Linked DNA regions of Mus musculus: region 2 is linked to region 1. Evidence: chromatin loops called from intact Hi-C (ENCODE). Cell type or tissue: gastrocnemius. All regions are shown on one strand. Each heading gives the region's core, and the rest is flanking DNA. Links, peaks and the distances in the headings are about the cores only.

The links. Hi-C counts contacts between places; a loop is a spot of excess contacts. Peaks named below come from ENCODE experiments on the same cell type or tissue, not always from the same donor. Only the 100,000 strongest peaks of a DNase experiment are listed, where the experiment ranks them.
Region 2: a loop joins it to region 1, with 2.1 times the contacts of the local background. A loop is called at or near these places in 1 of 42 quality-filtered maps.

Annotation. Positions count from the first base shown.
Region 1 is chr4:119,193,615-119,196,515 of GRCm38, reverse strand. Svbp (small vasohibin binding protein) reads right to left here and starts at 1,206. Exons shown (of 3, transcript NM_024462.2): 1 at 1,030-1,206; 2 at 495-644. The coding sequence starts at 608. In gastrocnemius, for the core only: no CTCF peak of the experiment used is centred there; a DNase peak (open chromatin) is centred at 1,192; H3K4me3 peaks cover 1,416 bases; H3K27ac peaks cover 1,233 bases.
Region 2 is chr4:119,107,050-119,109,950 of GRCm38, reverse strand. It overlaps Slc2a1 (solute carrier family 2 (facilitated glucose transporter), member 1), which reads right to left and starts at 1,206. Exons shown (of 10, transcript NM_011400.3): 1 at 979-1,206. The coding sequence starts at 996. It overlaps Gm52706 (a long non-coding RNA gene), which reads left to right and starts at 1,202. Exons shown (of 2, transcript XR_003955269.1): 1 at 1,202-2,174. In gastrocnemius, for the core only: a CTCF peak has its summit at 1,363; DNase peaks (open chromatin) are centred at 760, 1,220 and 1,634; H3K4me3 peaks cover 1,712 bases; H3K27ac peaks cover 1,465 bases.

The DNA of each region.
Region 1 (2,901 bases), core at 213-2,712:
TCTTCTTCCGCATATGTATGGATTCTCAGGTTGTCAGGCTTCTCCAGTGAGGGCTTTTTCCATCCCGCTCACCAACTAGATACTCTCTGCACCAAATGCCCATGTGTACCGGGTCACGGGTCACACTGGCACTTCAAGCATTCTCCTTCATTCATTTGTTCATTTTCTCCTCCCACCCTGATCCCTCTCCCACCCATAGCTACCCTCTTCTCTTTTCATGCATTCCTCAGATCACTAACACAAAAGCTTTGCGCCAGGAGGCAACTGGAGACCCGGTCCAGCTTGGGATTCTGACACTAACTTGGTATGTGACTCTGGGCTTCCGCTTCACCGTTTGGGACCTGGCTGGACTCTCTCCCTCTGGGGGGACCAATGCCTGGGACAAGCAGGGACCCCTAGTAAAGTTTCCTCTGCTGGTTTTTTTTTTTTTTTTTTTTTCTTCCAGCACCCTCTCCAGCTCGCTCAGGCATACAGAGCTCCCTCCTTCATCTCACCTCTGCTCTCTGTCTTTGCTTCAGCTCCTGCTGGGCAGATTTCTGCTTAGCCTTCTCCACTCTGAAGGCTGGTTCTTTAACTTTGGATTTTTCTTTCCGGGCAGGTGGATCCATGGTTTGGCTTCTGAATGCTTCTTGGTTAGCTCTGACCTGATGGTACAAAAAGAGAACCGCTTGCTAGTCCTTTCTCCCAACTCCCTAGCTTGGCAGGTGAGGCAGGGTGCCCTGGAGTCCCACTGCCAGCACCTTGCTGTGCGTTCCTAGTCGAGTCTCCTCACTTCTGAGTCTCAGTTTCCTGCACAATGGGACAGTAGTCATTTCCTGGCCATTTCCCTACCAACCCCGGGTGAGCAGCAGATGAGAAGGCCCGAGAAAGCAGCTCCAACCCGGGGGCGTACGGTAGGGCCGGGTCTCAGAGGCCGAGGGGCGAGCCACTCGGTCCGCGGCAGCCCCCTCTGCCAGCCCCGCCCGCCCGCTCGCCCGCCCGGCCCCTCCGTAGCAAGATGGCGGCTCGGGGGTCCGTGCGCTTCCTTACCCGGCCTCGGGCTCACGGCCTCCGCCACGTCGTAGACAAGCCCCCACGCGGGGTTCACCCTAGCTCCCCCCTTCCGCGGGACCGCAGCGCCCAGCCCGCTGCCCTTGGACTGGGCGGGGCGCGCCGGGGAGGGCGGGGCCGCGGCCTGAGGTGCCCCTCCCGCAGGAGCCACTGCGCCCGCGCAGCGAGCACACCTGGGCGTGGCCGGAGCGGGAGGGGCGGGATCGGAGGCGAGTAGGGCGGGGCCTGGGGCTGGAGGGCGGGGCCTGGGGCAGGGACATTCTTACAAGTAACCAAAGCTTTTCCGGGCTTCTAGTTTCTGGGACAACTGCAAGGCTTTGAAAGGCAGAATCTGATTCCTGTGGTTGAAATTGGCTAGCACTGGAATTCTGAGCATCAGGTTCTAAATCAAGAAAGTCAGGACTGCTGATTGCTTCCTTCCTGATTTATAGATCTATAAGGAGGATCAAATGGAATCCTGTTTACCACAATGCTTTGAAAGCTTTGAAAAAAATGATCTGTCTATCTATCTATCTATCTATCTATCTATCTATCTATCTATCTATCTATCTATCTATCTATCTATCTATCAATACAGGGCCCCTAGCCCAGTTTGGTGGTGCACATCTTTAATCCTAGCACTGAGAAGGGGAAGCACAAACATCTCTATGAGTTGGAGGCCAGCCTGGTCTACATAATGAGTTCCAGGCCAGCCAAAGCTACACAGTGAGACTCTGTCTCAACAAAACAAAACAAATTCAGGGCCCAGAGCATGTGCTAGGCAAAGCCTTCTATTACTGAGCTATACCCTCAGCCGGACAGAAATTGTATCAGTTAGGTTTTCCATTGCTGTGAAAAGACACCATGACGAAAGCAACTCTTATAAAGGACAACATTTAATTGGGGCTGGCTTACAGGTCTTGAGGTTCAGTCCATTAGCATCATAGCAGGAAGCATGGCAGTGTGCAGGCAGGCATGGTGCTGGAGGCCAGAAGAGGATATAGAATCCCCTGGAACTGATATTAAAGACAGTTGTGAGCTGCCATTTGTGGCAGTTGTGGGTGCTGGGACCAAAACCAGATCCTCTGCAAGAGCAACAAGTGCTCTTAACCACTGAGCCATTTTTCTACATCTTGTTCTGAAGGCAAATAGGAAAAGACTGTCTCCCACGTGGCTAGGAGAATAGTCTCGAACCCCAACCCCACAGTGACACACTTCCTTCAACAAGGCCACATCTCCTAGTAGTGCCACTCCCTGAGTCAAACATGTTCAAACCACCACAGGAATCAGAAGTATATCAGCCAACACACACACACACACACACACACACACACACAGAGTGTGAGAGGTGGAAGTAGAGGGAGAAGGAGGGAGAGAAACAGCCCCACGGATAATCAAAAGGGTGTAAACTAAAATTTCTAGCTATCATTTTCATTTGTTATGTTAGCAAGAAAGGTGCCAAGGAGGAGAAGAGCCTGAGAAATAACAATAACTGCTTCCCTTGGGGCTTCCTCTGTTCTAGGCAATACTCTGAGGCCATTGCATTATTAAGTCCCCTGTTCCTCATAAAGATATGTGTACCAATATGATTTCTAAACAGGAACAGGCATGGAAAAGTTAAGTCCAAGATTACCCAGCTAGTAAGTGCTAAACAAGCATTTTAGACAGGGTTTAGAAGACACTGGCCTCTGGAGACACATTCAGACCTGCTTTTTAGTCTCTCTGTCACCCTTACTCCTAGCACTCCAGAGGGAAAGGCAAATGGGTCCCTGTGTGTCCAAGACCAGCTTGGTCTACCTAGCAAATTCCAGACCTGCCAGGGCTACCTCCATTGGGAAGCCTCCATGGGCACTGAGGTGCTTTCAGTCTAAG
Region 2 (2,901 bases), core at 85-2,584, 86 kb after region 1:
TGTCTCCGAAACAAAAGCAAAATCCAAGGAATTTGAAAGACGGAGATTAACCTAGGTCTGAGAGAAAAGTTTTACGCGGAAAAACCAAAGTTCGGAGTTTAAGTGGCATCTGAGAGACTCCCGGGCCTCAGTTGGTTTTTGTTTTGTTTTGTTTTTTTGTCTTTATACTTAGTTACATTCTATCTCTATCACTGTGGCCCTGCAGAGACTGTCAGTACGACCATCCGGAGTCAACTGGAGCTTCCTTTCCTGAGTTCCACCAAAACACCCCCACTGCCCAGTAAAGGCAGCCAGGGATTTAACACATGCTCGCACTGTTCTTAACTTTAAACAGGTAAAGGGGGGGGGGCGTGAAAGTGCGCATCCTTGAGCCTTCCTACATACTAAGACGGGAAAATCCAATTTTATTTTAATTTAAAAGGGACTAGAACTAACTCTACACAAAGCAAAGGCGGGACAAGAAAGAAACAATGTCGCACATCCAGGAGGGGTTCCGTAAATCCGGCCCATACAGGGCAAGCCTGATCACAGGTGAAGAGAGATCTTATCCAGTCAGTAGCTTGCCCCGGGGAAAGGCCCCACATCCCTGGAGGACTGCGCATCGTGAGGTCCTCAGAGCTCGTCAGCCCCCGACCCTGGCCTGGAGGAAGTGCCTTCTCCTCCTGGCCACCCCCATGGCCCGGGTTCCGGGCGCGGCGCGGGCTCCGGGCGGGTCCCGCCTCCTCCGCTCCTAGCCGGGGCCCGGCCGGGGGCTCGGCTCTTTTAGCCAATGGGCGCCGCGCTCCGGCCCCCTCCCCCGCGCGGGAGGAGCCGCCGAGGTCGTGCGCGACGTGCGGCGCCTGGGCCCCTGATCCGCGGCCCCCGCCCCGACCGCGTGAAGCGCGCGGCGGCTGCGTGAGGAAGCGGGGACTCGGACAGGCGCCCCGGCCCGCGCTCGGCAGCACATCCCTACCCGGGACTCCCAGCCCCGTTACTCACCTTGCTGCTGGGATCCATGGCCGCGCTGCGCTCGAAGCTCTAGCTGTGCCGGCTGCGAGACGGAGAACGGACGCGCTGTAACTATGCGTCTCCCGCCAGACCTCCACGCCCTGACGCACTTAAGACCCCGTAGCTCAGATCGTCACTCTACAAGCAAGCCTCTGCTCTTGGGGGAGAGCGCGCGGAGCTGCCTTTTTATAGGACCGCCGCCATTGGTTCTGGGGTGTAGGTGGGCCCGAAGGGGGCGGGGCCTGGGGAGCACGTCCGGGGCGGGACTCTGAGAGGCGTGGTTCTGTGGGGAGGTGGGGAGGGACGGAGGGCTACTGACCACAGTCTGGCTCTGGATGCTAGAACCTGCAGTCCCAGGGTGTGCGGGGCACCCGTTGGGGGCGCTCGCTGTGTGGCTCTGAGCTGGTTTGCACACCTCTCTGAGTCTCAATGGCCACTAGCAAAATGGTAGCGCTTGGTGCGGGGCTGTAAGCCAGCGCTAGGACTCTGGCTTCCTCACTAGGCTGCCGGATAACTTTGGTAGACTAGTCATAATAATAGTACAACCTCCTGGGTTATTAGGAAGATTAAACGAGTTAGTATTTGGATGGTGTTTACAACCGCGTGTGTTATGTGTAAAGTGGCATTAAGTTCATTAGAGAGACCACGGGAGGTCTGGCTCCGAAGCTGAATTCTCTCTCCTTGCTCCGTGTTCCTGTGCCCAAGGCCAAGCTCCTCTTTTGCTCCTAGACACCATGCCCACCACTTCTCTAAGCTGTAAAACCACCACCTCCCTCCATTTCTGACTTTATGGTGACACCTAAGTGTGAAGACCAGAGAGGCTGGGTGTCTAAATGGTTAAGGACATAGAACACCTTGGCATTGAACCAGCTCACCTATAAACCGCCTCTAGCTGGTCCTGGGCAAGCTCCCAGCCAATGAGCAGCGGGTTTCTCCTGGATAAAATGAGATTTGTTATCAAACCCTGGGCTATGAGAATTACAGGTGAGCTCCTGGAGTGGTGAGTAGGACAGTCAATAGCCTCTGTGGTCCCTCCAGTCCATGTCCCATCTAGGTTCACCTGAAGGGGGGATCTGGGAGAAATGACTTTCTGTTAGAGACAGGAAGCTGAGCTGTGTGCCAGGTGCTGGCCTAGGAGGGCACCCTAATTGAGCATGGACCCCTGAAAAGTAAAGCATGTGGAACTGGTGAGTCTGGGGTTCCCCTTCTCCTCTCTCCTGATCACCACTTTGCCCCCCCCCCCCCGAGTTTCTTCTGCTGACTGCAAGACCTGCCTCCTCTGCTCTTGCTTTCTCCAACCCTGGACCTGTTTCTTTCCTTCAATACATATGATGCAGGGCTGGAACAAGGCCCAAGCCTGGTCTCCCAGGCCCTTTCTTAGGGTACCAGTTCACAAATTCAGTCGCCCCCATTATAGAACTGCATGCCTATATCTCAGCCAACAAGTCACCAATCAGCCATCTTTTTTCTCCTCTATGACGGACGGTCCCGTGCTAGTCAGTGTCCCTAGGACAGAAGCATGAGAGTCTGTTGCTAGCTTCAGGGAGTCCCCAAGCTGGAGGGACAGGGAGAGGGGCAGTGTAAACCATATCAAGGATGAATACAGGGTAAGTCTCCAGAGAGAAGTGTGTGTGTGTGTGTGTGTGTGTGTGTATGTGTGGCTCTTTGGGAAGAGGGAGGTGATGCAGAGCAGGGTTTGGAAGGTAGTTCAATAGGTGGCTAGATTATGAAGGCCATTCTTGACAGAAGATTAGATACAAAGGTGGCAGACAGAATGATTCAAAAAGATGGAGAATCTTTAGATAGCCTCTGAACCACAAGCTTCAGATGCTGGAGTCCCAGCTCTGCCGTTTACTTGCCAAACATCTGCACGCATCTCTTCTCAGCTTCAAAACCCACATCCATCTCTAAAAT